3 separate regions of the Mus musculus genome follow, and all the other regions are linked to region 2. The links are chromatin loops, found by intact Hi-C in ENCODE. Cell type or tissue: gastrocnemius. All regions are shown on one strand. Links, peaks and the distances in the headings refer to the core of each region. The heading gives the core; the rest is flanking DNA. Region 1 has its middle 33 kb from the start of Ythdf2. Region 2 has its middle 16 kb from the start of Epb41. Region 3 holds the start of Taf12 (TATA-box binding protein associated factor 12).

The links. A loop is a pair of places that touch in the nucleus more often than their neighbours do. Peaks named below come from ENCODE experiments on the same cell type or tissue, not always from the same donor. Only the 100,000 strongest peaks of a DNase experiment are listed, where the experiment ranks them.
Region 1: a loop joins it to region 2, with 5 times the contacts of the local background. A loop is called at or near these places in 34 of 42 quality-filtered maps.
Region 3: a loop joins it to region 2, with 5 times the contacts of the local background. A loop is called at or near these places in 3 of 42 quality-filtered maps.

Annotation. Positions count from the first base shown.
Region 1 is chr4:132,174,179-132,184,302 of GRCm38, forward strand. No RefSeq gene overlaps it. Among named protein-coding and RNA genes, the nearest start is that of Ythdf2, 33 kb to the right of the region's middle. In gastrocnemius, for the core only: CTCF peaks have their summits at 3,774 (motif pointing left), 4,597 (motif pointing left), 6,732 (motif pointing right) and 7,614 (motif pointing right); DNase peaks (open chromatin) are centred at 4,600 and 6,721.
Region 2 is chr4:132,083,159-132,093,282 of GRCm38, forward strand. No RefSeq gene overlaps it. Among named protein-coding and RNA genes, the nearest start is that of Epb41, 16 kb to the left of the region's middle. In gastrocnemius, for the core only: no CTCF peak of the experiment used is centred there; a DNase peak (open chromatin) is centred at 5,934.
Region 3 is chr4:132,265,232-132,275,355 of GRCm38, forward strand. It overlaps Taf12 (TATA-box binding protein associated factor 12), which reads left to right and starts at 9,144. Exons shown (of 6, transcript NM_025579.3): 1 at 9,144-9,256. It overlaps Gm28874 (a long non-coding RNA gene), which reads left to right. Exons shown (of 2, transcript XR_390809.4): 2 at 1,064-1,877. Rnu11 (U11 small nuclear RNA) reads right to left here and starts at 4,955; the gene lies at 4,848-4,955. In gastrocnemius, for the core only: CTCF peaks have their summits at 3,861 (motif pointing left) and 5,249; DNase peaks (open chromatin) are centred at 4,374, 4,664, 4,942, 5,215 and 2 more places; H3K4me3 peaks cover 3,047 bases; H3K27ac peaks cover 3,387 bases.

The DNA of each region.
Region 1 (10,124 bases), core at 1,106-9,105, 91 kb after region 2:
GGTGAGCTTGTCTTTGACACCTTAGTCTCATCCCCCTGGAACTCTGTTTTTTGCTACCCACATGGTGTCTAGCGCTTGCAAATGGATGGCAGCCAGAGGACACTCCTCTGTGGATGGCCAGCGTCCACTCCACAGCGGCTTTCCCCATGGATAACCCAGTCATCAAAGCCCTTCCCTGAAAGTTCTTCTTCCTGAGTCTCGCAGGAGCAGCTGACATTTACAAAGTTCCCAAGAGTGACTCCGAGACAGTGGTACACAACTGTGATCCATCACTCAGGAGGCTGAGGCAAAAGGAAGTCAAGCTTGAGGCTAGCCTGTGCTATAGAGTTCCCAGCCAACCTAAGCTGCAAAATGAGATCCTTAAAAAAAAAAAAAAAAAAAAAAAAAAAAAAAAGGTCTGGAGAAATGGCTCAGAGATTAAAAACATGTAATGGTGGCCAGATGGTGGTGGCATTGGTGGCGCATACCTTAATCTCAGCACTATAGAGGCAGGCAGATCTTTGAGTTTGAGGCAGCCTGATCTACAGAGTGAGTTTCAGGATATCCAGGGCTACACAGAGAAACCTTGTCTTAAAAAAAAAAAAAAAAAAGGAGGAAGGTGTTCTTACCGATTGATGGTTCTAGTGCAGGGATTAAAAACACGTATATAGGGGACTGGAGAGATGGCTCAGTGGTTAAGAACACTGGCTGTCCTTCTAAAGGACCTGGATTCAATTCCCAGCACCCACATGGCAGCTCACAACTGCCTATAATTCCAGTTCCAGGGGATCTTACACCCTCACACAGACATACATGCAGGCAGGACAGCAATGCACATGAATCATGAACCCTGGGGACCCCAGCCCCCATGAGGCAGGCGGGGTACCCGGGTCTCCTGCTACTCAGCTGAGCTTCAAGCCTAGGGGAGAAAACTGGAGTTCCAGGTTCATGGAACCCTCAGGAATAGACACTGGGAGATGAGGACACCTGATACCCTCCAGGAGGAGTCCAGATACATATATACACATATGTACATATACTCACTTAGGTATGTATACATACATACATATATACATACAGATAAATACATACACATATACTCAAGTAGGTATACATACACATATGCCACATATGCACATATATTCACAGGCAAGCAGATAGTAGGTAGGTAGATAAGTAGATAGATGATAGATAGATAGATAGATAGATAGATAGATAGATAGATAGATAGATAATTATAAAGGTATAGAGGGGTGGTATAGGAGGCCATCTGGCTCACCTACAGATATAAAAGTGACTGGTGGCCTTGGAGGGTGGGTGCGCGGCCATCAGGCATGCTGGTTTTTGTAGGGCACAGAAAGTGGCTGTGTTCAGGACACTGTTGTGGCCTCACACCTGAGCCCCTCAAGGAAGGCATGGCACTAGGAGGTGATAGATATCTAGAGATAGATAGATAGATAGATAGATAGATAGATAGATAGATAGATAGATAGATAGAAAGAAAGATAGATAGATAGATAGATAGATAGATAGATAGATAGATAGATAGATAGATAGATAGACAGACAGACAGACTTCATGGATATTTGTCTACAGGTCCTGGATTCAATTCCCAGCACCTACATGGCAGCTCACAATAGTCTATAACTGGAGTCCCATGAAATCTGATGTCCTCTTCATAGACATAGTTGTACAGGCAAACAAAACATGCATACAAATAAACAAATAAATCTTTAAAAAATCAAAAGTTACGATCATGCTCAAATGTAACTGTAAAATAGGTAATTTGGGGGTAGGAGCAGGGCACAATAATAGAGCATTTGCTTTCATCCCTAATATCTCAGAAAGCAAAATTAAGGCTGGAGAATTGGCTTAAAGATAAGAGCACTGGCTGCTCTATCAGAGAACCCAGGGGCAGTTTCCAGCACCTATATAGTGGCCCACAACCTTCTGCAACTCCAATTCTGGGGATGGGAGACCCTCTTCTGGCCTCTGCAGGCTCCTGTACAAATACATATAAAATATAATAATAAAAAACAAATCTTAGCCAGGTGTGATGGCATATGCCTTTAATCCCGGAACTAGGGAGGCAGAGGCAGGTGGATCTCAATGAATTCAAGGTCAGCCTGGTCTACAAAGCAAATCCAGGACAGCCAGGGCTACACAGAGAAACCTGTCTTGGGGGGAGGGGTCAAAATAAATAAATAGATAAATAGATAAATCAATCAATCAAGTAAGCTCTGCAGAACCACGTCCTACGGTACAGGGGCTCAGAGAAGCCTGTTTTTTGGACATCACTCCAGCTTTCTCTTTGGCTTTGTGACCTGAATAACCATCTCCATCCCCAGGCTCAGTTTGTGGATCATTTATGTTGCAGCCATGGTGTTGGTGGCCCCGACGGCTTCCTCGCCTCCCTCCTGCATGCTACCCCTGTGAGGTCCTGTGCACAGGGTGCTCTGTGAACCCCATAGCCCGACAGAAGAGTGATTCATCGTTCCACTTGACATCTCCCCATTGGCGCCCCCTCCCATCATCCAGTCGCCTCCCACAGAAAAGAACCAGAAAAACAGCTCGCAATCCCATTAGCTGAAGGGGATGAAGGGCCAGAGAGCCAGCAGTAAGGCCCCTAAATAGAGCACTCATGGTACACTTTTAATCACCTCGCTCACCACGACCTGTGCCATTATGTAATTCCAACATTGTTGGCTTTTTTTTTTTTTCATTGTAAACAGACAGCAAATACTCTCCAAAGACATTTCCTGATGATTTCCGACTCCATTGCAGGGCATTTAAATGTGCACGCGCGCCATTAGCTGCTTTGCCTCAATCTCTCCCCTGCAGTTCCTTCTCCCGCTACGAGTCTGCCCTGTCATTCTTGATATTGAGCTAGAAGAAACCATTCCTTTCTTTTCTTTTCTCTTCTCTTCTTTTCTTTTCTTTTTTTTCTTTTGAGACAGGGTTTCTCTGTATAGCCCTGGCTGTCCTGGAACTCACTTTGTAGACCAAGCTGGCCTCGAACTCAGAAATCCACCTGCCTCTGCCTCTGCCTCCCAAGTGCTGGGATTAAAGGCATGCGCCACCACCGCCTGGATGAAACTATTCCTTTCTAGAAACTTCTCTAGCACACACACACACACACACACACACCCCATATAATTTCTAAGCAGTAAATCACATATACCCTGAACAAATGTTTTTTTTTTTCCTTCCAAACGATGGGGATTGAACTCACGGCCTGAAGCATATGTTGGGTACCATTGCCCATGTTCAGGTGCTGTCTCAGATCAAGACTCCAGAGAGGTCCCTCTGCCCCACCCCCACTCACTGTCTAGCTGGGACCAATCTTCTATCCTCTGTCACCATAGATTGCTTCTGTCCGTTCTAGAGCACCATAAAAATAAACTGTGTAGTAGCGTAGTGCTCAGGACTAGTACAGAAGGATTGCCTGATGTGGGGGCCAGTTTGGACCCTTGGGGCTCACTAGCTCCAAGTGAGATACCCTGTCTCAAAGAAATAAGGTGAAGTAAGACAGAGTGTGATGGAACAGGACACCCAGTGCCCTACCCTGTTCCATGAGCACATACGGGTGTGCACATCACTCAAACACGGTACGTGTGCGCATGCACGCATACAAAAACACACAGAGACACAAGTGCACATAAGACTCAAAATATATTCTCGGGGCTGGAGAGATGGCTCAGCGGTTAAGAGCACTGACAGCTCTTCCAAACGTCCTGAGTTCAATTCCCGGCAACCACATGGTGGCTAACAACCATCTGTAATGAGATCTGGCGCCCTCTTCTGGAGTGTCTAAAGCCAGCTACAGTGTACTTACATATAATAAATAAATCTTTAATTTAAAAAAAAATATATATATATATATTCACCAGAAGGACTTTTTCCTCCATTTCTCTTTCTCTGCCACCAAATTCAGGCTAAGAGTACGTTCTCTTGACCTACAATATCCTCCAACCAATTAAGGTCTCCCAAATTCTAGGCCCCTTAAGCACTCTGCTATATCCCTAGCCCATTCACCTCTGTGAACCTTCCCCAACTGCCTCAAGCAAGTGGAACCTGCCTTTCTCCAGCTCCCAATGGCAGAACAACACGTGTTTTCTTATAGAGTTGATCGCCCTTTGGGGTTACAGTCTTCCTGGCCAATCTGCGTCTCTTCTTAAAAGTCCCAGAGCCGGGCAGTGGTGGCACACGCTTAATCGCAGCAGTCAGGAGGCAGAGGCAAGCTGATCCCTGCGTTCGAGGCCAGCCTGGTCTATAGAGAGAGTTCCTAAACAGACAGAGCTACAAAGAGAAACCCTATCTCAAAAAACAAACGCACAAACAGTCTCCGAACAGACGGCTGAGGATTTGTACAATTCGGTGGTTAGAAACACTTCCTCGGAGCTTTGACTACCTGAATTACATGCCTGGATCACATGCTGGAAGAGAGAAACCCCTGAAAATTGCATGCCTGCACTCATGGGCACAATACACACAATAATGACGTCACTAAATGAAAATTTGCTTAAGCGACACTGTCTACACTGGTCAAGCTACTAAATCTCAGACTGCAAAGGCTAGGCTGAGAGGCTGGCTCAGAAATGCTACTTTAGTGCCACCTACTGGCATAGTGGAGTATTACAGTTCCCAGTTTCTCGCGTTCAGGAAACTCAAAATCTTTTTGTTCCTCTGTGTGTGTGTGTGTGTGTGTGCGCGCGCGTGTGCGTGTGTGTGAGATGTGTAATACAGAGACAGAGATCGGGATCACTCATGTACCACAACACACTCAAAATCTTTTTGTTCCTCTGTGTGTGTGTGTGTGTGTGATGTGTAATACAGAGACAGAGATGGGATCACTCATGTACCACAACACACATATGGAAGTCAGAGAACAGCTTTTGTAGATAAATTCTCTCCTTCCACCCTTATGTGGTTCTGGGAATTAAACTCTAGTCATCAGGCTTGCAATGTCAGGCTACAGGGACCTTTAGCCAAACTGCCGGCCCCACTTTGGTTTTTAAGACAGTCACTGGGGCCTGAGGCTTACCAATTTAGCTAGGCTGGTCAGCAAGATTGAGAGCGCCATCTGTCTCTGCTTCTCCAGAAAAAGCACATTCAACCACGTCTGGTCTTTTACACAGGCGCTGAAATTCGAACTCAGAGCCCCACACTTGCACAGTATGAAGGGAGTGGCACTAATGGGAGGTGTGGCCTTGTAGAAGTAAGTGTGGCTTTATTGGAGGAAGGGATGGGAGAAAGGCTTTGAGGTTTCAGAGGCTCAAGCCAAGCCGAGCAGTATCTCTCTCTTCCTGCTGCCGGATCCAGATGTAGAACTCTCAGCTACTTCTCCAGCACCATGTCTGCCTTCCTGCCATGAGTATAATGCATGAAACCCCTCCAGCCATAAGGCAGCCCCCATTGAATGTTTTCCAGTAGAAGGCTTGCAGTGGTCATGGTGTCTATTCACAGCAATAAAACCCTAAGACAGAGAGGCTTACAGATCATTGTTGATGAAAGTCAAGGCAGGAACCCAGAGGCAGGTAGTGATACAAAATAGAATCCAGGACCCCCAGCCCAGGGATGGCATCACCCACAATGAGCTGGGCCCTCCCCAACCCATCACTAGTTAAGAAAAATGCCTTACAGGCTTGCCTCCAGCCTGACTTTAGGGGAACATTTTTTTTTCCATCAGATGACTCTAGCTTGTGTCCAGCTGGCATAAAACCAGCAGCGTAGACATAGATGGACAAATTGGTTATTAATGAGGTGGAACAGATCAGGGAAAAATTTGGGGTTGGGACACAGACATGAATAAAATGGCTAATGACATAGCCATGGGGACAGTGGAACACTGCAGCGTTCAGGAGACAGATTTGGTCTGTCTAAATGTATTGACCTGTGATGGTTTGTATATACTTGGCCCAGGGAGTAGCACTATTAGGAGATGTGACCGTGTTGAAGTAGATGTGACACTGTGGGCATGGGCTTGTCATAGCTGCCTGGAAGCCAGTCTTCTCCTAGCAGCCTTCATTATGTAGCCCAGGCTGGCTTCAGTCAAATTCATGATCCCCCTACATCTCCCAAGTACTAGAGCTACAGTGCCCCTCCATGTCAAGAAAGATGCCTTGCCAGGGTTCAAATGCACAAAGGATCAATGTACCAGCAACATCATCCATGGCTGCCAGGCTAAGCCGGCAGACTGGGAGTCAGCACTGGGAGGAGCTGGAGAGCTGATTGAGGGGTTAGAGTGAACAGGAGAGGAAACACAGAGAAGGAAGTAGGTAAATAAGTAAACGAGACTCTGTAGCACACCACCCAAATCGCAACTACAGTTTATTCTTAAGACAAGGTCTCCCAGGCTGGCAAGATGGGCCAGTAAAGGTGCTTCTGAGCAAGCCTGCCTACCTGAGTTGGGTACTTGGGACCCACATGACGAAGAAACAAAAACAACTTTTGAAGGCTGACCTCTGCATGCATATATACTAAATCAATAAATGTAATAATTATTTATAATTTAGCCATTTATTTATTTTGGTTTTTCAAGACAAGGTTTCTATATGTACGCCGGGTTTTCTGAAACCCACTGGGTAGACCACTCTGAGATCTACTTGCTTCTGCCTCCCGAGTCAGCACTCGGGATTAAAGGCATGTGGCACCACCACTCTGCTGACAAATGTCATTTTAAAAAGGAATGTTTGGGCTGTTTGTACGCATATTACCACATGCATGCAGTATCCGCAGAAGCCAGAAGAGAGCGCTGCTGGATTCCCGGGACTGGAGTTAACAGATGGCTGCTAGGAATGGAATCCAGGTCCTCTGGAAGAGCCAGTCAGTGCTCTTAAACATCAAGCCATCTCTCCACACCACGCAAAAGCAATTTATTAAAGATAAGTCCCAAGGAATCCTCTTACCCTCACCTCCCCAAAGCAGGGATCCAGCTTTTTACAGGTGCTGAGGACTCTAACTCAGGTTCTCACTCCAGCACATCAAATAATTCATTAAAGTGATCGTTCCTGGTCCTGAAATTAATTTAAAGCTCTATTAAAAAAAAAAAAAATCACTGCCTTCAGCAGCCATTTTTCTTTACAATGATGAAATCATAACGGGGTGAGGATGGAGCAGAACACCGGGAGAGGTGAGGCTGCGAAAAATAAAAACCAAAAGAGAAGCCACACTGGGAAGTCCAACTGTGACGATTTTGTAGGAAGATACAATCCGACTCGCCAACACAGCGCATGCACAATACTGGGGATTCAATATTGGCTTGCTGAAAAGCTAGGCAAGTGTTCTACCGCTGAGGACTTTTTTGCATTTTGAGAGTTAGGAGGTGAATGTATCCATACGTTGCCATGTTGACCTTTGAACTTGTGACCTGCCTGCTTCCATTTTCCAATCAGCTGGGTTCCAGAGCTGTACCACTTTCTGCTCTCATTGAGCACTCTCTCCCCAGTCTCTAAACTCAGTGCGTTCTTCTCCTCCTTCTTTCCCCCTGTTCCCAGCAGGAGCAGCAAGGGTGCGCAAAATAACAGGCTGAATTGAATGATTCAGTACAGGAAGAAATGAAACCGTTGACAGCAACACCGGACAGAGAAGCAAAATTGGGGGTTTCCTGAGGGTGCTGATCGGTTACAGGGCAGCTCGGCCAGCAGGTGGGGCTTTCCAACTTTCAGCATTGAGAATTCTCACATAACTAAGCGGCCAAGATCGATGTCCTCAGGTCAATCCCGGGATTCACAAGGCGGAGGAAAGAGCCAACTCCCACACATACAATAAATCAAGGGATAAAAGACAACTTTGCCTTCCAAACAAGGTGTCTTCTGGCTAGGAAGGCTGCGCAAGCGCAGAAGCAGACCATGTTGTGCCCCCAGGACCGTCCTGGCTACAGGTTAAACGGACTGGAACTGCAGTAGAGTGCAGCACTGGTCCAGCAGCGAGGCAGCCACCAGAACACGGTGGGAGTTCCAGAGTCTTCCAGAAGCAGCCTCCGGACTCAGGCGGGTGGAATCATCACCACCACGCACCACCCCCCCCTTAGCCTTTTCAGGAAAGCACATTTTGCACCTGCAAGGCCTCCAGCAGCGATTCCTGAGCCTCAGGTTAAGGAGCTTCACAGCTGCCTGTGTTGATTCACCTCCCAAGGCAGGGGAAAACTTGGAATGCACCCCTCGGATCTGAGGCCTAAGGCCTACACCCTCATCTTCAGGGCATTTTTGGAAGAACCCAAGTGAATCCCCACACTCTCTAAGCGCCAAGAAGGAACCGAAAACTAGTCTGCTGCCATTCTCCACTGGAGGAATGGAAACCACAACTTGCAACATGCTAAAGGTAAAAAAAAAAATTTCTTTTAGGATGAAAACCAATCCTAAACCCCAGTTTAGAATAAGTACAAATAAAAGTACCCTTCAATTCAAAGACCCTGTCCTCACACAGTTAGGAAGGGGAGGGAGTGAAACGTTTAAGTCTCCATTCTGTTGTTAATTCTCTACCTAAATCAATCACCATGTTTAAAAAAGAAAGAAAAAAATAAGGCTGGGCGAGGCCAGCCTGGTCTACAGAGTTCTAAAACAGCAAGGGCTGAACAAAGAAACCCAGTCTCAAAAACCCAAAAAAGTGTAAACTAGCCAGGCAGGAGTGATGGTGTTATCCGTCTTTAATCCCAGTACTTGGGATTAAAAGTGGCTCTCTCTGTGATTGAGGCTAGCCTGGTCTACAGAGCTAATCCCCAGACTGCCAGGGGCTACAAAGAAACCCTGTCTTAGAAAAAAACAAAACCCAACTCTGGAGTCACTTTATGTTTCTATTGATTATAGCTAGGATAATTCAGCCAACAATATAAACTACAGAACTGATATTAATCTATAATGATATACCTGAATAAATGCGGAGACATGCCACATCCTTCTTACTGATTATAATTAGTAAATGAAGGAATTGAGGTAGTGAATTAACATTTGACCAAATCCACAGTAGTATTTGCTGCAGTCAGTAGCAATCCACAGACGCAGAGATTAGGGTCAGAGAGAATAGCCTCCATTACCTTCCTTCCTGCAAGTGACTACGAAGGGGAAACTGTACGGAGGTCGGGCAGACATCACTCTACCTGGTTTGTCACTGTAGTATCAACAGCATCATATAATGGATACAGTACACTGAAAGACAATGAACTGTGAGTCTCCTGTCAAAAAAAAAAAAAAAAAAAAAAAAAACCTCAAACTAATATCAGTGCTATTGGGTGAGTAAACACAACCTATAGGACATTCTGTGGCTGGCTAGCACTCTTAAAAGTGTCAATCTGAGAAATAATATGTAAAGCCAGGAGTGGTGCCAATCTGTGTACTACTCCCAGCTACTGGGGAAGCCATGACAGGATTACAAATTCAATGCCAGGCTGCAGTTTCAGCCAAACCACCTCAAATAAAGGTCAGAGACATAAGTCTGTGGAGGGATACTTTACACACGTAAGGTCCAAGTTCAACCCCCAACACTGTGGAGAAAGCTAGGACTAAAGAACTAAATGTTCCAAAATAGAGGGGCAGCAGGATGCACTGTGGGATTCTAGATAGTATGCCGAACCAGAAAAAAGACAACAGGCACAATTTAAGTCTGTAGATTAGCTGTAGTGCTTTATGGATATTTACTGGTTTGGGTAACTTTATTATGTTTATGCAGAATGTTAACATTTTAAAGGGAAGCTGAGTGAATAGAAGAAAGTTCTATTATTTTTGGAAAAGTAAGTTTTAAAAATAGGACATGCTGGGAGTAGAAAGCAATCAAATATAACTAAAAATAAAGTGAATAGACTCGAGAGATTCATGCATTTTGTTAATATTCAGAATTTGATAGCCTCTGAACTCTTGACACCAATGTAAGATTGTTTCCCCTCATTTCAACACCGGAAAGTAAGCACTGCAATGCAGTTATGACACTCGCCGTGACACTAGTCAGCAGGAGAAAGGATTTTGCTGCTGCCTGAGGTCAGCCCTGAACTAGCTTTTAGACTACTGTCACCCGACAGGAAGCACCATCACCTGCTCCCCAGGGTCTCACGTGGCCCAGGCTGGCCCAACTCACTACAGAACCAAGACCAACTTCCTACTCTCACTGCCCCAGTCCTGGGTGTACAGGTGTTGCTGCCATGCTGTTTTATG
Region 2 (10,124 bases), core at 1,117-9,116:
CTAACGATTCCTGGGCATCAGCCCACCCTATTGGGCAGATCTCCTGCAGATCAACATGAAGAACTTCCATGAATTAATGCTAGATGAATTAATTATAGCATTCCTGATTTGATTCAAATAATTGTAGGAAGAAAGTTTAAGGAGATAGTCTTAACTGTCTAACACAGTTAAGTGCCATGCAGGAAGAGCCACAGTGGGCAGGCGGAACCTGTAACCACAAAAGAGGTAATAAAGAATCAAGAATAAAATCTGTGCCCCCCTTCATAGAATAGTAAGTAAAGGCTGCATAAGAAGGAATACAGTGAGCTTTCATAAATTGCACTAAGAAAATAAATAGGCTTGGGGCAAATCTGTGATCAAGAGAAAACATTCATCCTAGGCCAGGTCCAAGGATGAAGCCACAGGTGTGCACTAGGATAAAGCAAGGCCATGGGAAACTGTTGCTTTGAACTTATAATGAGCTTGTAGAAAGAAGCACTGCTTTGAACTGTTGACATCCTTTTGTAACTCCCCTTTTGTGTAACATTGTATCTATGAGGAACTTTGGTCTAAGAAGGTATAAATTTCCAGAGAGGAAAAAAAATAAATGTGGCATTTGGAGCTCCGCCCTATCCACCAAACGTATTTATGTATATGTCTGTATGTATGTACGTACATACATGTGTATGTATATGTGTGTGTATGTATGTATGTATGTATGCATGCGTGCATACATGAACACCTGTGGAATTGATGAAACAGGTGGTCAGGCCTGGCCAAAGTGTGTGTGTATGTGTGTGTGTGTGTGTGTGTGTGTGTGTGTATGTGAGAGAGAGAGAGAGAGAGAGAGAGAGAGAGAGACTTTTTTCTTACTTTTCTTTTCTCTCTGGCTCACAAAGAGTTAATGAACTCCAAGCCTCTTGCCTGGTCAGCTAAGGGCCCCTGAAGCAGAGAGAAAAGAGCTCAACTTCTTTTCTTAGCCCCCTGCTGTTATCAGCAGGAGTTAATTGCCAGAAGCCAGGGGCTTTATGGCCTCAGAATAACAAAGAGTTAAAGAAAGAAAAAAATTACTGAGAGTGAGCAACTTAGTCCCCAAAACAACATCTTCCTGCCTTCCTCAGAGAACAGGCTGGTCTTTGACACCAGGTAGCTCTTCTGGACCCTCTGTTCTACCCTATTCCAGGTCAGGAGGACCTGTCTCCCCAGGTATGACAGAACTGTTGGCAGAGACCCTGCAGCACTGGCAGTTTGTTGGTGTTGTCTCTGTGGTCAGAACAAATGGACATGCCTTTTTAGTTGTCGCACTAGTTATTTATTGTGGGAGAGGGGTCATGTGCATGTCATGGAGTATGTCTGCAGGTGTCCTCTGACTTGTATACGCATACATACATGTGCACCCATCCACACAGATATAGACTTCAACATCACACACACACACACAGAGAGGAACTTAAAGTTAAGTAGAGTTGGGTAGGAGAATTGTTTCAAGTTTGAGGTCAGTATGGGCTAAATTTTGAGACCTTATCTCCAAAACTCAAAGTGTTAGACCCCCCAACTGTCTCAAAAGACCTGATAGTTAGTTGTGGTTTTTTGTTTGTTTTTGTTTACTTATTTGTTTGTTTTAAGCATAAAGCCCATGCTGGCCTCAAACTTACTATTTGGCTTTGAACCCCTGGTCCTCTTGCATCTGCCTCCCAAGTGCTGAGAATATTAAAATATACTGCCATCAACACACCCATCTAACTCTTCCAGAGACTTTTTTTTAATCTATTTATTTTGAGAGTGAATGGATGGGTGGATGTAGATGTCAGAGGACAATTTCCAAGAGTCAGTTCTCTTCCCCCACCATGTGGGTTCCAGGGACCCAATTCAGGTCATTGGGCTTGGTGGCAAATGCCTTTATCCAGATATACATCATATACACATATATATATGGGTGGTTTTGTTTTGTTTTTGTTTTTGTTTTTGAAACAGGGTTTCTCTGTGTAGCCTTGGCTGTCCTGAAACTCACTCTGTAGACCATGCTGGCTTCGAAATCAGAGTTCTGCCTGCCTCAGCTGGGATTAAAGGCGTGAGCCACCTCAGCCTGCTGATCCACTGAGCCATCTTACTGGCCCTGCCTGTCAAATTTCTAAACCACCAAAGCCCTGAGCAGGAAAAAGAGAAGTAGTCTGCTTTGCACGAAGTGGTAGGTACGCAGGCACGCAGGGGTGGGTAGTGAAGGAGTCTCTGTCCTCTGCCTGCCCCTTTCGTCTCCCCTGCCCCTGCAGAGAAACAGAACAGGGTCTACTGCTCCAGTCCCAGCTCTTAGCTTTAACAATTGAGAAAAGTGGGCTGGAGAGAAGGCTCAGTGAGAGTACCCGCTGCCCTCACATCAGACCTGAGGTTCAATTCACAGCACCCTCATGGTGGTCCAAAGCCATCTGTAACTCCAGTTCCCGGAGAGCTGATGTCCTTAAGGACCAAGCCCACATGGGATGCACAAAAAAATAAAATGAAAAGGCCCGGTGGTGGTAATCCCAGCACTCAGGAGTCAGAGACAGGAAAAATCTCTAAGTTAGAGACTAACTTGATCTACAGAGTGAGTTCCAGGACAGCCAGGGCTACACAGAGAAACTGTCTCATGAAAACAAAAACAAACAAACTATATATATATACAATGAATCTTTTAAAAAATATTCATAAGATTTATTTACTTTGTATAGAAGAGTACACTGTAGCTGTCTTCAGACACACCAAAAAAGGGCATCGAATTCCACTACAGATGGCTGTGAGCCACCATGTGGTTTCTGGGAATTGAACTCCGGACCTCTGGAAGAGTAGTCAGTGCTCTTAACCTCTGAGCCATCTCTCCAACTCTAAAAAAAATTTTTTTTTAATCAGAAAAGTGAGGGCAGGCAAGAGAAGAAAACTGGACCAAGCTTACAGATTATGTTGTAACCAAGACTGGATTTGAAGGAAGATGGAATGTTGTAACTTGTTTAAGAGCTCCACGGCCCCGGCCTGGGACTGAGAACAAAGCAGAACAGCCCCCAGGCATGCCAGGGCAGGGCTGTTGTTAAGGCATTCCTAAGAACACCTTGACTGTAAAGATAAAAAGGTATTCAAGGACAAATAGGGCTACATTATCTGGGTCGACACCATCTGGCCAGAACCTCCCCTCAATCCGAGGACAAGCAGGGCTATCTTGTCTGAGTCAGCACCACCTGGCCGGAACCTCCCCTCTGTCTATTACCCCTTGGCGCCGGGTAAAGCCATACATCAACTGGTTACTGGTTGTTATGTGAACAAAGATAAGCCCCCAGCCCACAGGAACAAAGCCCTGGTGCCCCTTTTTGCTGACCTGTAATCTTTCTGTTAAAGAACCAATCCCGTGCCTTTGTCAAAATTCCTTGTACTCCTAGCCCTTTGCTTCTTTAAAAACCCCTAGCTTCGAAGCCCCAGGGTCGACTCCCCTGCCTCCTGTGTGAGGTATGTGTCGGCCTGGAGCTCTGCCAATAAAGCCTCCTGCGTCTTGCAACAAGAGAGGATTCTTGTGTTCGTGGGTGCTTCCTGTCCCTGGACTAGAGTGGGGGTCCCCATATTTGGGGTCCAACAGATTCAGTCTGCTGGACTTTCAGGTCTGACGTTCTCTTTGCTCAGTTTGCATGCGGGATGGTGGGGATTGAACCATCACTGCCCGTTCCTACTCTGTCTCTCCCTACTCTTCCACCTGGACCCTCCACCCGCTCTGCAAAGCCAGGTGGTAAGGAGAAATCCAAGGGGTCCGGACAGCCCTTGGGAGTAGGGTACCGAGGAAGGGGCCCGTCTGCATGGACTGGAGGAAAGGGGCGGGGCTTCGTCGGTTTGCTCACTGCTTCGCTTTAGTCCACGAACAGTCTAGCACACCATAAGCTATGCCCATGGTTGACTGAGTAAGTTGGAGGAAGCAGTCTAGGAGAAAGAGGCCCTCTTGGGAAACCATCCCTCCCGGTTGCTCTCATCCTCCTGTAAGTGTGTCTCCTGACCTTCTAGGAGAGGAGATCTTGACTGTGCTTCATGGGAGTCTCAGCAAAAGTTCTCAGCTTGGCCTCTTTCTGTTCAGAGCACCATTGTATCAGAAGCAGCTGGGTGACTTTGGGCAAGTCGCTTCCCCTCTTTGCTTCCTCTACCTCCCCATTTGTTACAAATACTTTGTTTGGGGCTGGGAAGTAGTTAGTTCAGTTCGTAGAATGCTTATTTAGAATGTGCTACACTCCACGATTGATCACCAGCATCGAATAAAACCAGGCATGGTGGTATATGCCTATAATCTTAACATTAAGGAGATAGAGGCAGGAGGGTCAGCACTTCCAGGCCATCCTCAGCTAATTAGCAAGCTGAAGGCCCAGCTGGGATACAAACACCTTGTTTCAAAAACCAACAATGTGGAAACTGTTCCCGTAAGTGGACTGTCTGGTCTGGTCTGCCTCAGTGGGAGAGGGCACACCTAGTCCAGCAGTGACTTGATATGCAAGGGAAGGGGGTGGGGGGAAGGGGGAAGACACCCAGAGAGGGACTCAAAAAAGAAGGGGACAGTGGAATGGGGAGAGAATCTGCATGAGGGGGTACTGGGAGGGGGGCTGATATTGGGATGTAAAGTGAATGAATGAATGAATGAAACCCCACTTTTTCCCTTTAAAATTTCCATTTAAAGTAAAATACAAAACAATGAGCTTTGGGAGCTGGAGGGACAGATCGGCAGTTAAAAGTATCAAGTGCTCTTCCAGAGACTTGGACTCAATTCCCAGTACCCACAAGCTGGCTCATAACCACCGGTCACTCCAAATGCAGGGGACCTGATGCCTTCTCTGGCTTCCAAAGGCACCAGGCATGGTGTGAAGACATACACTCAGGCAAAAGAAAAGGAAAGGAAAAAAAAAAGAAAAGGAAAGGAAATGAAAGAAGAAAGACACAACCATACATATAAAATAAAATAAAAAATAAAACAGCAGACTCCAGGACGAGAATGTAACTCAGTAGGCGTGCTATGGAGCCGTGGATCTGGTTGCTATCCAGGTATGGCCTTGTGACCCAGAGCACAGGCTGTGGATGCAGGAAGATCCGAAAGTCAAGGCTACCCTCAGCTACATAAAATTTGAGGCCAGTCTGGGCTACGTAAGATGCTACAGAGAAAAGTTCAAACATAGGTGGAAGTCATCGTGACATTTTCACATGAGTGTGTCCTGTAATATGTTCATAACCACATCCCCATCACTACCTCTTACTCTCCTCCACATCCCTCCTCCTAGCCTCCTTCCTCCCACTGTAAGAATACCCACTTCAGGTGCACCCTAAATTAGCCTGCCAACAACCCTAATTTAGTAACTGGGCAGGAGGCAGGACGCTGAGGTGGGAGGAGCTTGTGAGTTCAGGTTCCTAGTAAGCCCGCTTTAGAGTCTGCTTAAAAACAAGCAAAAACAACAAAATACTCCATTTCAAAGTATTTTTAGGGCTGGTGGTATAATAGTTCTCTGAGAGAATGCCTGCCAGGTGTGCATAGTCCTAGGCTTGATAGACAAACATGATCAATAGATACATTGATCCATAGATAAATAGATATACATAGATAATAGGTAAATATATTAGATAGATACATAGATAGATGGATGGATGGATGGATGGATGGATGGATGGATGGATGGATGGATGGATGGATAGATAGATAGATAGATAGATAGATAGATAGATAGATAGGCAGACAATTTTAAAATAGTGTTTTGCTGAGGGTGGTGGCTCATTAGTCTTGGCTACACTGAGACACATGAGACCCTGTCATCAAAAAAAAATAGGGAAGAAAACTAAATGTTTTTGGTTCATTCAATTAACATGTTTATTAGGAGCCAACAGCTCCAGGGATGAGGCCATCAGTCTGGGAACAGAGTTGTCAGAATGGAAAAGCTGAAAAAGGGCGCAAGTGCAAGAGATGGCCTGTAGGTGGCAGCAGTGTCTGTGACGTTAGGCAGCTCCTCTTAAATTTCTTCAAGTAGTTGGACTGTTTAAGTGTGCCAACACGCACCTGGTGAGAAGTGACGTACAGAGTGCGTATACATGTCTGTAGCATTGACACACGTTAGTAGGTGTAAAGGAATAAAAGCCAAGAGTGAATTTTTGCATGAGAACAAAATGTACCCAAAGTATGGGGAATGTATGTGCGAAGTCTGGACTGTGTGTGCACGCAAGTGTGTGTGTGTGTTTGTGTGTGTGTGTGTGTGTGTGTGTGTGTGTGTGTGTATTGGTTTTTCGAGACAGGGTTTCTCTGGATAGCCCTGGCTGTCCTGGAACTCACTCTGTAGACCAGGCTGGCCTCGAACTCAGAAATCCGCCTGCCTCCCAAGTGCTGGGATTAAAGGCGTGCGCCACCACTGCCCCGCATGTGACTATATTTTTATGTGATTGCGTGGCACCTCTTGGAGTTTTTGATACCCGCAACCTTGAAACATGTGATGAAGGTTCATGATCTTGCGGTAAGATGTAGTTAATGCCCCATTTCAGAGGGTTCTGGGGTGCCCTGGAGACACCTGGGTGAATCTGGCAAGGAAACATACCCAAATGTTAATGGACTAGTGAATGATTTATGTATCTCTTTGTTTTCCATTTTTATCGGGTTTCTCATTTCTCTAATGAACACATTCTATTAAAATATATATATACTTTTAATATATATATTTACTTTAGTGTGTGTGTGTGCTTTTATTTATACGAATGTTTTGCCTTGCATGTCTGATGTCTTGTCTGTTTGCCACGTGTATGCCTGATTCCTGTGGAGGTCAGAAGAGGAAATCAGTCTCCTGAAACAGGAGTTTACAGGTGGCCGTGAGCCACTATGTGGGTGCTGGGAATTGAACCCAGCTTCTCTGCAAGAGCAGCCAATGCTCTTAACTGCTAAGCTGTCTCTCTAGCTACACACACACACATACATATATATACATAGTGTGTGTGTGTGTGTGTGTGTGTGTGTGTGTGTGTGTGTGTGTGTGTAAGACAAGGTTTCACTATGTACCTCTGGCTGGCTGTTCTGGAACTCACTATGTAAACTAGGTTAGCCTTGAACTCACAGAGCTCTGCCTGCCTCTGCCTCCCAGTTGCGGAGATTAAAGACATGTGCCACTATGCCTAGGTTTAAATCTTTTAGAAAGTCTATGCACATGTTTTCTTTTTTCAATTTAAAATTTTTAAGATTAATTTTATGTGTATGAATGTTTCGCCAATATGCATGTTTGTACAGCACGTGTGTGCTGGTGACTGAGGAGGCCAGAAGACGTAGTCGGATTCCCTAGAGCTGGAGTTATAGATGGTTATGAACCACACATGGCTGCTGGGAACTCAACTCAGGTCCTCTGCAAAAGTAACAATTGCTCTAAAGCACTGAGCCATGTTTCCAGATCGTCTTAAACTTACATTATTTATTTATTTATTTACTTGTTGAGGGGACAGAGACATACCATGGTACATAAGTGGATGCCAGAGTACAACTTGTGAGAGTCAATTCTCTCTACCATTCGAGTTCCAGGGATTAAATCAGGTTTTAGATGTGGTAGCTGAACTACTACACCAGCCCTCGTGTGTGTGTGTGTGTGTGTGTGTGTGTGTGTGTGTGTGTGTGTGTGTGTGTGTGTGTTGAGATATAATCTCACTATGCAGCCTAGGCTGGCTTGACCTGCCTCTCAGTCCTCTATGTGCTGGAATAACAGGTATGTGCCACTGTGTCTGGCCCAAGCACAAATTACTTTAAAATGGGGCCACGGAACCTGATATATGTTATTCAAAGAAGAAATAAGCCCTAGAGTCTCTTCCCACTTGTGTGTGTGTGTGTGTGTGTGTGTGTGTGTGTGTGTGTGTGTGTGAGAGAGAGAGAGAGAGAGAGAGAGAGAGAGAGAGAGAGAGACTCTAGTTTTTTGGGACAGTGTTTCTCTGTGCAGCCCTGGCTATCCTGGAACTCACTCTGTAGACCAGACTAGACCAGAACTCACAGAGATCCACCTGCCTCTGCCTCTGCCTCTGCCTCTGCCTCTGCCTCTGCCTCTGCCTCTGCCTCTGCCTCTGCCTCTGCCTCTGCCTCTGCCTCTGCCTCTGCCTCTGCCTCTGCCTCTGCCTCTGCCTCTGCCTCTGCCTCTGCCTCTGCCTCTGCCTCTGCCTCTGCCTCTGCCTCTGCCTCTGCCTCTGCCTCTGCCTCTGCCTCCTGAGTGCTGGGATTAAGGGCACCCAGCTTCCTTTTTCTCTTGGCAAAAGCAGGCACTATGTTCCTAGTGCTGGTCAGGAGGTCAGGTGGGGACCCTGATAGCAGGGTGGTGTAGCTGACCTCAGAAAGTCGTGAAGCTGACATAAGGCAGGAGGCTGCACACTCTGTCCCACTTCTCTGAGCAGGGTTTGCAGTCCTCTCCCTACAGTGGAAGCCTGAGGAGTCAGGCAAAGAGCTTCCAACTTGGATCTCTAGAGTTCACCCATCCCAAAAGGGCCAATGAGGTCATCGTTGAAGACAGAATGTGCCTCAGGTGTCATGCCCAGCTGCTGTCTCACTGCGTCCACAGCAGAGGCTTCCTCATAATTTTTTTGTTGTTCTGTTTTTGTTTTTGTTTTTTTTCGAGACAGGGTTTCTCTGTATAGCCCTGGCTGTCCTGGAACTCACTTTGTAGACCAGGTTGGCCTCAAACTCAGAAATCCGCCTGCCTCTGCCTCCCGAGTGCTGGGATTAAAGGCGTACAAAAAAGAAACAGGCTCAGACTCATTGCACAGACATCTTTCTCGGGGCACACAAAAGAAATTACTGTACACACGTTTTCATGAACTGGCACACGTTCACACTCTCTTCTATGCTTATTATCCTTAAGTGTGGTCTTATCATTGTGTCCTGGATTTCCTGGATATTTCGGGCTAGGAACTTTTTGCATTTTCTTTGACTGTTCTGTCAATGTTTCTATGGTATCTTCTGAACCTGAGATTCTCTCTTCTATCTCTTGTATTCTGTTGGTGATGTTTACATCTATGACTTCTGATCTCTTTCCTAGGTTTTCTAACTCCAGGGTTGTCTCCTTTTGTGATGTCTTTATTGTTTCTATTTCCATTTTTAGATCCTGGATGGTTTCATTCAGTTCTTTCACCTGTATGTTTGTGTTTTCCTGTAATTCTCTAAGGGATGTTTGTGTTTCCTCTTTAAGGAGTTCTACCTGTTTACCTATGTTCTCCTGTATTTCTTTAAGGGAGTTGTTTATGTCCTTCTTAAAGTCCTCTATCATCATCATCATCATGAGATGTGATTTTTAAATCAGAGTCATGCTTTTCCGGTGTGTTGGGGTAACCAGGGCTTGCTGTGGTGGGAGAACTGGGTTCTGATGATGCCAAGTAGCCTTGGTTTCTGTTGCTTACGTTCTTGTGCTTGCCTTTCGCCATCTGGTTATCTCTGGTATTAGCGGTCTTGCTGTCTCTGGCTGTGGCTTGTCTGTCCTACAAGCCTCTGTGTCAGTCCTCCTGGGAGACCAGTTCTCTCCAGGAGGAATTTGGGTATGGAGAGCTGTGGTTCAGGGCCAGCTCTGGGGTGCTGACAGAAACCAGAAGGATCCTGTCCCCAGCTGATCCTTGGTTCCTGTGTTCTGATGGCTCTGAGAGGGTCCCTCTTGGGTCAGGAATTTGAAGAAAAGTGGTGATCTTACCTGTGCTTGCAGGTGTGTAGGCACTCCTGGGAGACCATCTCTCCTGGCAGTATTTGTGTATATAGCTCTGTGGCACAGACAGAAACCAGAAATCTCCTGTCCCAAACAGCTCCTCAGTTCCTCTGAGCAGCAGTGGTGGGCCTACGTGGGCTCTCAGGCCTGTCTGCACTGGGAGGCTCGCTCTCTCCTGGCGCCACCTGGGTATGGAGCCCTGTGGCAGAGGACCGGCTCGAGGCACAGACGGAAGACTCCTCTGGTACACGTTCTCAGACCTGCTGTGCAAACGTGTACCTTCACATGTTCCTTCAGAGTCGTCCTTCCCGGCCTTGGTGGGAAGCGACTAGCTCCAGAAAGCGCTAACAGGCCCCTGTGACATCTCCTTGGTCCGGGTGTGCAGGGTGAGGCCAAAGAAACAGCCCCACCCCACCCTGGACAGCTGCTGGCCCTCCTAACAGTCTGCTCAGAGGGCTCTTGACA
Region 3 (10,124 bases), core at 1,349-9,348, 180 kb after region 2:
TTTTTGTTTTTTAGTTTTAGTGCATTGGTGTTTTGTCTACATAGTAGTCTAGGTGAGGGTGTTAGATCTCTTGGGGCTTGGATTGCAGACAGTTGTGAGCTGCCCTATGGATGCCAGGAATGAAACCTTCTGAAAGAACAACCAGTGCTCCTAACCACTGAGCCATTTCCCTAGCCCTACATAGTGAGTTCTAATCCAGCTTGTGAGTTGTTGTCTCAAGGAGCAAAAAACTAAACAAAACGAGAAGCCCATCCCTCTTCTCTGTAGTTAGGCTTGGTCTCCTCCTGAGGCTCTAGCAGTCAGAGCCTCCTGGTCGTCGGCCTGCTCTCTGCCCTGCTGCTTTAAGTATTCAGTCTTCTAATGCCCCACAGGTCCTTAGAACCAAACTTGAAAACTTGAACTCCTTTTTCAGTCTACCTGCCCTCTTCCTCCTCTTCCTCCTCCTCCTCCTCCTCTTCCTCCTCCTTCTTCTTCTTTTTTTTTTTTTTTTTTTTTTTGGCTTTTCAAGATAGGGTTTCTCTGTGTTCCCCTGTCTTGTGCGCGCTCGACTGGCCAGGAAGAACGACGCTGCAACAGGATCCTTCTGCACACGTTTATTGGGAGAGCTTGATTGTAGAGGCGAAAAGACCTCGAGCCCAGAACTGGTGCTGCTTTTATAGGCCTAGGACAGGCGTTCTCTCTCATCTGATTGGTTAACTTGTCTCTCATCTGATTGGTTAACTTGTCTCTCATCTGATTGGTTAACTTGTCTCTCATCTGATTGGTTAACTTTTGTCAATTCTCAAAACCTCACCTTGGCAAAAGAACCTTTACTGGCTATGTATGTGTGGTGGCCAGCTGTAGCCAACTGCCACTCTGTAACTGCCACTCTGTAACTGCCACTCTGTAACTGCCACTCTGCAACGGCTTCCCACACCCCTGGTTGTCCTGGAACTCACTTTGTAGACCAGGCTGGTCCTGAACTCAGAAATCCGCCTGCCTCTGCCTCCCAATCCCACTGGGATTAAAGGTGTGCGCCACCACACCCGGCTTCCACATCTTTTAATGTTCTTACCCATTGTAGTGGCTACTCCTGGTTGTCAACTATATCTGGAATGAACTACCATCCAGAATTGGAAGGCTCACCTGTGATCCAGATTTTGAGGCTGGGAGAGACAAGTTTCTGACCTGGATCTTGGCATGGAGATCTTGAGGCAGAGTGGCTGTGAATCCCAGGAGACTAAGGCAAGGAGATCTCTGAGTTCAAGGTCATCTGGGACAAAGCAAGTCCTAGATCCAGGTGTGATGACACACACCTTTGATCCGGGCCACACCTTCTGGGAGACCTACATAAGGACGTTGGCAGGGGGATTCACTCTTCTACTTGCCTTGTCAACCTTGGACTTCCATTCACAGCTGACCATTGTTTGGGAGTTGGACTAGACTGTAAGTCACCATAACAAATTCCCTTAGAGCCGACCCATAAGTTCTGTGACACTAGAGAACTCTGATTGATACACCCATATCCAACAGGGCTTCCTTCTGCCTGGACTTGCTCTCCCTTGTTCTCCCTCCACAATACATACTTTCTCTGTGAGGGCTCGGACAGACAGGTTATATTAGTCTCGGAGGACTCCCTGGTACACAGAACTCTCAAAATAATCTGTTGCTTAAGAACTACTGCACTCTCTGTCCCTCCCTCCCCACCCCTCACAGCTTGTCCCTCCCTTCTGTATCATCCACACTTTGAGAAACCAGAATCTAGTAGCAGATGGGATGTGAATCAGAAAAGAAGGCAGAATCAGAAAGAGAGGAAGCTCTGCCAATTGATGGGGGGAAAAAAAACCCCAAAGACAAAAAACAACAGCAACAGAAAAAAAAAAAAAAGAACCCTGAGACTAATGTAGATGTAGACAGGTTAGTCACTGCCTCAGCCACCTCTGCCCCATCTGCCATGTCAACATCAAAGGAAAAAGCTGACTTCGGGCTTAGGAGGAAGGATAAGAATTGAATCCTGCTGGCACTGTGCTTATGAGTCTCTGTTTCAGCCTCAGCATCCCGGTGTAGAGAAAGGAGATGCAGGTCAGGACCACACTGGGAGGCAGAAGCAGGAGGATCTCTGTGAGCTCCAGGACAGCCAGGGCTACCCAGAGAAATCCTGTCTCAAAAGACAAAAAGAAAAGTGGTGGTGGGGATGCCAGCTGGAGCTGAGTGTGTTGGCATAAATCCTTAATCCTAGCAGATCTCTATGTTCTAGTCCAGTCTGATTTACAGGGCGAGCCTTTGGAGTGTAAGCTCCTTGAGCCTGTGACCTCCCCAACAGAAAACAAAAACAAAAAAACTCCCCATTTTCTTTTCTTCTGTTTTCCTTTGTTCTTTCACTCATGCCTTCCCTGAAACAGAGTCTCACTATACAACACTAGCTGGTACTCACAGAGATCTACCTCTGCCTCCTGAGTGCTAGGATAAAGATATCTACCATTACAGTGGTGGCCTTTAATCCCAGCACTTGGGAGGCAGATTTCTGAGTCCAAGGCTAGCCTGGTCTACAGAGTGAGTTCCGGGACAGCCAAGACTACACAGGTACTGTAGTGGCTATTCCTGGTTGTCAACTTGACTATATTTGGAATGAACTACAATCCAGAATTGGAAGGCTCACCAGTGACCCTTATCTGGAGGCTTGGAGATAGAAGTTTCTGATCTGGATCTTGGTATGGAGATCTTGAGGCAAAGTGGCTATGGATTCCAGAAGATTAAATCTCCGAGTTCATCTGGGATTAAAGGTGTGGTGGAACACACCTTTAATCTGGGCTACACTTTCTGCTGGAGACAATATAAGGACATTGGAAGATGGGAGTCTTGCTCTTGCTCCTTCGCCTGCTTGCTGTGTGGGATTGAGTACCTGCTAGGTCCTTGGACTTCCATTCACAGCTACTACTGAACCATTGTTGGGAATCAGGCTGCAGACTGTAAGTCATCAATAAATTCCTTTATTATATAGAGACTATCTATAAGTTCTGTGACTCTAGAGAACCCTGACTAATACAGGTACACAAAGAAAAACCCTGCCTGAAAAAAACAAAAACAAAGCAAAACAAAAAAAGTGCCACCACACCCAGACAGTATTAAACAATGATTTATTTATCTTTATGTGTGTTTGTCTACACTCATGTATACATACTTCATTTGTATTATGCACCAAGGAAACCAGAGGAGGTGGGAGTGCTGGGTCCTGGGAACTGAATAAGTGCTCATAACTGTGGATCCATCTCTCCAGCCCCCACATCCTTTTCTAAAGCTAACATAAGCTGGGCAAAATGGCAGTCCAGTACTTCTGAACTGTGTATCTGTAGATATGAGTAGTTATTTCAAAGACTTTTAATTATATTAATTTATTGGAGGGGTACACCATGGATGGCATATGTAGGTCAGAAGACAAGTGACAGGGTTCACCCTCTCCTTCCACCATTTGGGTTCTGAGAATAACTTCACACACACACACACACACACACACACACACACACACACAAGCAAAAATAAATCTAAGCACTCATGAGGCAGATCTCTGAATTTAAGGCCAGGCTTGGTCTACAAAGAAAAAAAAGGGCCAGCCACGATGAAACCCTGTCTCAAAAATAAACAAAAAAAAAAAAATTTTAAGGGATATGGACATATGTGAGGTATACACACCAAAATATGTAACTCCAGACATAAAGTTTTTTTAAATACTCCATATGAGATGTAGATCAAAAAGGCTGGCGAGAATATGTCTCAGCAGTTAAGAGCACTGATGGCTTTTCAAGAAGTCATGACTGAGTTCAATTCCCAGCAAACACATGGTGGCTCACAACCATCTGAATGGGCTCTGATGCCCTCTTCTGGTGTATCAGAAGACAGTGACAGTGTACTTACATAAAATAAACAAATCTTAAAAAAAGAAAAGAAAAGAAAAGAAAAGAAAAGAAAAGAAATTTATATTGAAGGAGGAAATTTCAGTCAAGTTTTATGATTCCCTTACTCTTCCAGGGAGGCATTTGGAAGTGGGATATTCCTTTTGCCTGCATAATACAATGTAACCCTCAATTTTCTAACCTGTGAAGCAGAGCCATACCCACTCCTCTTAGCAGTCAGTTGCAGGGCTAGAGAGATGGCTCATTGGTTAAGAGCACTGGCTGTTCTTTAAGAGTCCCAAATTTTATCCCAGGTACCTACAGGGTGGCTCATTACCAGTCTTCAACTGTTTTTTTTTAAAATATTTATTTATTTATTATATGTAAGTACACTGTAGCTGTCTTCAGACACTCCAGAAGAGAGAATCAGATTTCGTTACAGATGGTTGTGAGCCACCATGTGGTTGCTGGAATTTGAACTCAGGACCTTTGGAAGAGCAGTCGGCAATCTTAACCGCTGAGCCATCTCACCAGCCCTAGTCTTCAACTGTTAATCCCGGGAAATTCAAACTCAGGCACACAAGCGAATAAAACAAAAATAATTTAAATGAAAATAAATAGCTAAGGGGCTGGAGAGACAACTCAGAGCACTCAGCTACTCTTTTTTTGTTTGTTTTGTTTCTCGAGACAGGGTTTCTTTGTATAACCCTGGCTGTCCTGGAACTAACATTGAAGAGCAGGATGGCCTCGAACTCAGAAAACCACCTGCGTCTGCCTCCCAAACTCTGGGATTAAAGGCGTGGACCACCATGCCCGCCTACGACATTAACTTCTAATTCCAAAGTCCAGAAACTTAGACTTGCTAGCGATAAAAAGACTTAGAAGATCCAGATAATAACCTTAGAAGGTATTATCTACCTAACAAGAAAGTATTTGTAAAATGAACTAAAAAAGCTTCCTCCTGTAATTTAACAAATTCAAGGGCGCCGGGACCAACGATCACCAGCTGCCCAATTACCAAAAAATTATGCTTCCGAAATCTCTTGATGTCGATTCCGCACGCACAGCAATCGAGTTGCCCTGCGTGTGCCACTCACGACAGAAGCCCTTTTTGCTCGAGCGCGTTCGGAAGCACAGTGGCATTGTCGGTCCACCCATCTTACGGTAAAGGTGAAAATAAAGTCTAACCAACTTTCAACTGTATATTGTCGAAGCTAAAAGGCAAACTATCGATTCTTCTCGGGCTGAGGGAAAGCTCTTCACAAAGAGAACTGTTGTGTCGTTTTTTGTATAGCAGTAAAGGAAAGTCCGTGAGTCAATATGCAAATCAGAGCAGTGCTTGCTGGGAATGCTCTGGCCGACGCGGAGGGAGAGGTAGGCGGCGCTGGTGCAAAACAGCTGCTCCCAGCTAGAGGTGGGATGTTGGGTTCGAGGAGCCTTTCGCTAAGTTACTAGGGTTACACGGTGCCCCAACCTGTCAAAACTGATAATGTGTAATTTAGTGCCACTTGTAGCCTCCAACTTGGACGTTATGTTCTAACATATGGGTGCTAGGAACCGAATTCAGGTCTCTGACAGGGACACACAGGAGACGGTCTGTAAAAGCAAAGAACGGAGTAAATTTATCATCAAAGACCTAGATTCTAGGTGATGGGGAGGGATTAAAAAAAGCTGACACGCGCTCTGTGTTCATATGGCGGGGCGATTTATTCTGAATTTCAATGAAATCAGATAGTTTTAAAAATAAACCGCCGGGCGTGGTGGCGCACGCCTTTAATCCCAGCACTCGGGAGGTAGAGGCAGGTGGATCTCTGAGTTGGAGGCCAGCCTGGTCTACAGAGTGAGTTCCAGGACAGCCAGGGCTATACAGAGAAACCCTGTCTCGAAAAACCAAAATAAATAAATTAATTAATTAAAATAAACCGAGTGTGATGGCTCATGCCTGTAAATCAGGAGGCTGACACAGGAGCATTACAGCAAGTTGAGTTCCAAGCCAGCCTTGGCTACATGACACCCCACTTCAACAAAAGCCAAAACACTGAACCGAGTATAATGGCACATGTAATCTTACATGGGAGGCTGCTACAGGATGACTCTGTCTTCTGGTCGGCCTGGGTTTCTGGAGGAATCTGCATCAAAGGACAAAGCACGCCCCCAAAAAGAATGGTAGATTTGTGTGACTTAGGCCCTGAGTTAAGCGATCACCATCTTGGGGCGTTCAGTTGAGCCTACCTGCAAAGGATCATCCCAGTTTGTTGACTGTGTATACCCTCTCAAAGAGGTGGGTGGGGTGGGTAGTCAGAAAACTCACTGAATAGCCAGCTGCTCTAGAATGAACAAGCTATCACGTGGGACTATTAATTGTCGGTGGTATCCAAGAAAGGTTATAGCATGTAAAACAGTAGGGGAGGGTGCTCTATTCATGCACTATAGAAGATTCGTCCAGGCTAAAAATGTGTTTGAAGGTGCAGATTTGGGGGGGACAAATTAACCATACCCCTGTTTAACCCTTCACTTGCTATGTAAATAAGCCACATAAACTAACTGGCTGCCCAGAGTGAACTGTGGTGGGATCATGCCTCAGGTTGCAGCTGGGACTGCAAATGTAGACTTTATGTCTCCTCCAAGGAAGGAAGTTTAGCAAGGGTTTCATCAGGTAGCGCAGGCTGAACTTGAGTGCCTGCTGCTTCAGCCTCCAGAGTGCTTTGGTTTTATATATATATATATATATATATATATATACTATAGCTGGCTTCAGACACACAAGAGAGCATCATGTCCTATTACAGATGGTTGTGAGCCACCATGTGGTTGCTGGGAATTGAACTCAGGATCTCTGGAAGAGCAGTCAGTGCTCTTAACCCACTTGAGCCATCCCTCCAGCTCCCAGAGTGCTTTTTAAGATTTAAAAAGTTAAAAAAAAAAAAAAAAGTGTGCATGTTAGCTCTCACTACGCTGCCTGTCTCCAGGGTCCTCTACTCTGAAAGTTGCAGAGATCCCCGTGTTCAGCTCCCAGAGCTTACTGACATCAGCCTGGCCCAGCTTTTCCTCAGGATATTGGGGACGGCATGCAGATCCTTACATTTGCACACCACGTTCCTAACGTTCCTACCCACTCGTGAGCCCTTCCCCCGCCCCTAATGTTCTTACATTAAAAAGAGTGTGTAGAAGAAGCAGATGAATACTTTTGAAACAAACAAACAAAAAAATAGACTGTTGGGCATTACACTTTAATAACGTATGGAGTTCCCTGCCCTTTATAAAGTAGGAGCTACAAAAGAAAGGAGATTCATAAATGGGAAGAGGTGTAGTTGAAACTGGTGAAGCCGGGCGTGGTGGTGCACGCCTTTAATCCCAGCACTTGGGAGGCAGAAACAGGCAGATTTCTGAGTCCGAGGCCAGCCTGGTCTACAGAGTGAGTTCCAGGACAGCCAGGGCTATTCAGAGAAACCCTGTCTGGAAACCCCAAAAAAAAAAAAAAAAAAAAAAAAAAGAAAGAAAGAAAAGAAAAGAAACTGGTGAGGAGCCCAGTGGTGCTACCCTCTGTCCATCAAGGGGCCCTTCTATAATCCAAGTGTTCATTTATCGCCACACACTTTATTTGACACATGCACCTACTGTGGAGCAGTGGCTAGCTTGAAAACCAGGCTGGCCTCAAACTCAGAAACTGACTTGCCTCTGCCTCCCGAGAGTAGGGGCCAATGGTTTGAGCCAAGATACCCATCCACCCTACCCATCCACCCAATGCTTCCTTAAATACAAATTACCATCTCAATCCTCAGTTTTCATGCCTTTCCACTGAACACTGAATAAAATCCACCCCCCATTTCCACCTGTCCCTTCCTGTCCCCTAACCAAACTTCAGCCTTACTGCTCATCTAGTCTTTTTTTTTGTTTGCTTGTTTTTTTGAGACAGGGTTTCTCTGTGTAGCCCTGGCTGTCCTGGAACTCACTCTGTAGACCAGGCTGGCCTCAAACTCAGAAATCTTGCCCATGCCTCCCAAGTGCTGGGATTAAAGGCATGAGCTAGCACTGCCTAGCGCCTGTAAACTCTTAAGGACAATGATGACTGACTTCCCCAACAGGATATACCCAGCACACAGCAAAAAACAAAAACAAAAACAAAAAAACAGTTTAGTACATCCAAGGATGCAAGCACAAAAACTGATTGGCCAAACTCTGAGAACCATGATAGAAAAATAAAGCTGGGGCTTGAGAGGTGGCTTTCTCTCGAACCTGGCAGTCTTGCAGAGGGCCTGGGTCAATGCCAGCAGTCACATGGTGGCTCACAACTATCTGTAACTTCAATTGCAAGGCTTCAGATACCCTCTTCTGACCTCTTTGTGCACCAGGAATGCACATGGTGTACATATATAAATGCAGACAAAACACTTTTCCGCATAAAATAAATCCAAAAAGAAAAATAAGGTTATAAACAGTTTGCCACTTAATGGTTAAGCCCTTGCATCCAGGATTTTGGACCAAGAGGGTGGATGAGCCTAATGGGATGAAGATACAAAGATAGAATGGATTCTTTATGGGCAGGAACCGTTGATAGCTCTGAGATGTCAGACTTCTATACACTCGTTTGCGAGATCTCTATTTTACTAAGAATCCTTGCCGGGGACTGAAACTGCCTGTTGCTTACATGCCTAGCAAAAAAAAAAAAAAAAAAAGTACTCAAATCTCAGGGCTTAGTGGTTTAACAGTTACTGTACCAGCCCGGGCTTTGGAGTAAGAATTTTCAATTCAAGTTGAGAACCTACATCCCTTAGGAATTTCACGTTTCTTCCACTATTACATGACATACTCCAAGTGAGGGACTGAACCAGTCCCTCACAGACAGCTCTCGTCCAAGTGTATGTTGACTACAGATTAACTAATAGGCACAATCAGCTTCTCTAGTCTCCAAGTTCTCGTGCTGGTTGAGAGTCCCATAGTTGGTATCTATGCAGAACTGCGGTCCCATCCTTATAGCACCACAAAGGCACCAACCAAAAATGGCGACTTGGAAGCTCTCCGAGGCCGTCGGTTACCGGTCACGCTCGTGAAAGAGATGAGTCGTAAAGAAACATCTAGGACAGGGATTCACGCCGTGGTAGGGGACGCAGAGTAGACCCACGCCACCAGCAAGCCACACAGAGCAGAAAGCCCGACCTGCCAAGCCAGGCGCTGGGCTCACAGTCCTACCACGTGTTGTAGTACCATCTGCGCCTGCGCTAGTGAGGCGCGCGCCCGGCGGCCGGAAGAGCCGCGCGTTTCCGGGTTGGAGGCGGGGAGCGGTGCCGGAAGTGCTTGGGGAGGGCCGCGCAGTCGGACCGGCTGCTGAGACGAAAGCTTCACTGGGGCAGTCTCCGCATATCATGGGGAGATAGACGCTGCTGCCTGTGAGTCTTGGGCCCTGGCAGTTGAGGACGAAGAGCGGGAGGAGGGTGTCAGGACCCAGACCCACAGCGGGTCAGTGCTGGAAGAACTAGGCTGTGGAAGAGACGGGGCTGAGGAGCCCAGGCTCTTGGGACGGGACTTGAGGGGTTCGGGCTCGCAGAAGCAGCGGCTGTTGGGGACTCGAGCTCTGAATGAGAGACTTAGGAAACGGGGACGGATGTGGATTCTGCAGCATCTGAGGGAAAGCCTTCTGAGAGGGACAGGATGGTGAGGATCCCGCACTTTATAGGAGGCGAGGGTAGGAACGAAACGGGGCGTGAAGACACAGGCTCCAGAGAGGTAAAAGTGGAGCCCGAGAGGACTCGGGCTCCTAAGAGACAGAAGCGGGACAGTAAAGTCCCAGCTCCTAAGGATTCAGAAACCGGGCAGCAAAGACTTGAGGACTGGAGCTAGAGAAGGAGGCAGAGAAGACTTGAATTTGAAAGGGAATCGAAGCGGGCAGTGAGGACTGGGTCTTCTTTGGGGACAAGATCCGGGCTTTCAGACTCAAGAGTTTCTGGAGGGACAGAGATGTAAGGACCCGAGCTCCTAAAAGTGAAGGAACTAGGGGGTCCTTAACGGCTGGGAGATCAGCCTTCAAGGGAGAAAAGTTGAAAAGGTTTAGCGATCTGTTCTCTGTACCCGGAGGATTAGGATATATATATTCGGGGGAAGACTTCTTGGCGCTGCCTATTTGGCTTTTGGCATTTAGGCTTTTTCTTGTGTCCGTTACTTAACCTAGAAAAGCCACATGAAACGTCTTCGTTTTTCTTCATTATTGTGAATCAGATGTGAAGCTGAAAGCAGTTTGAACTCAGTTATATACTTGAT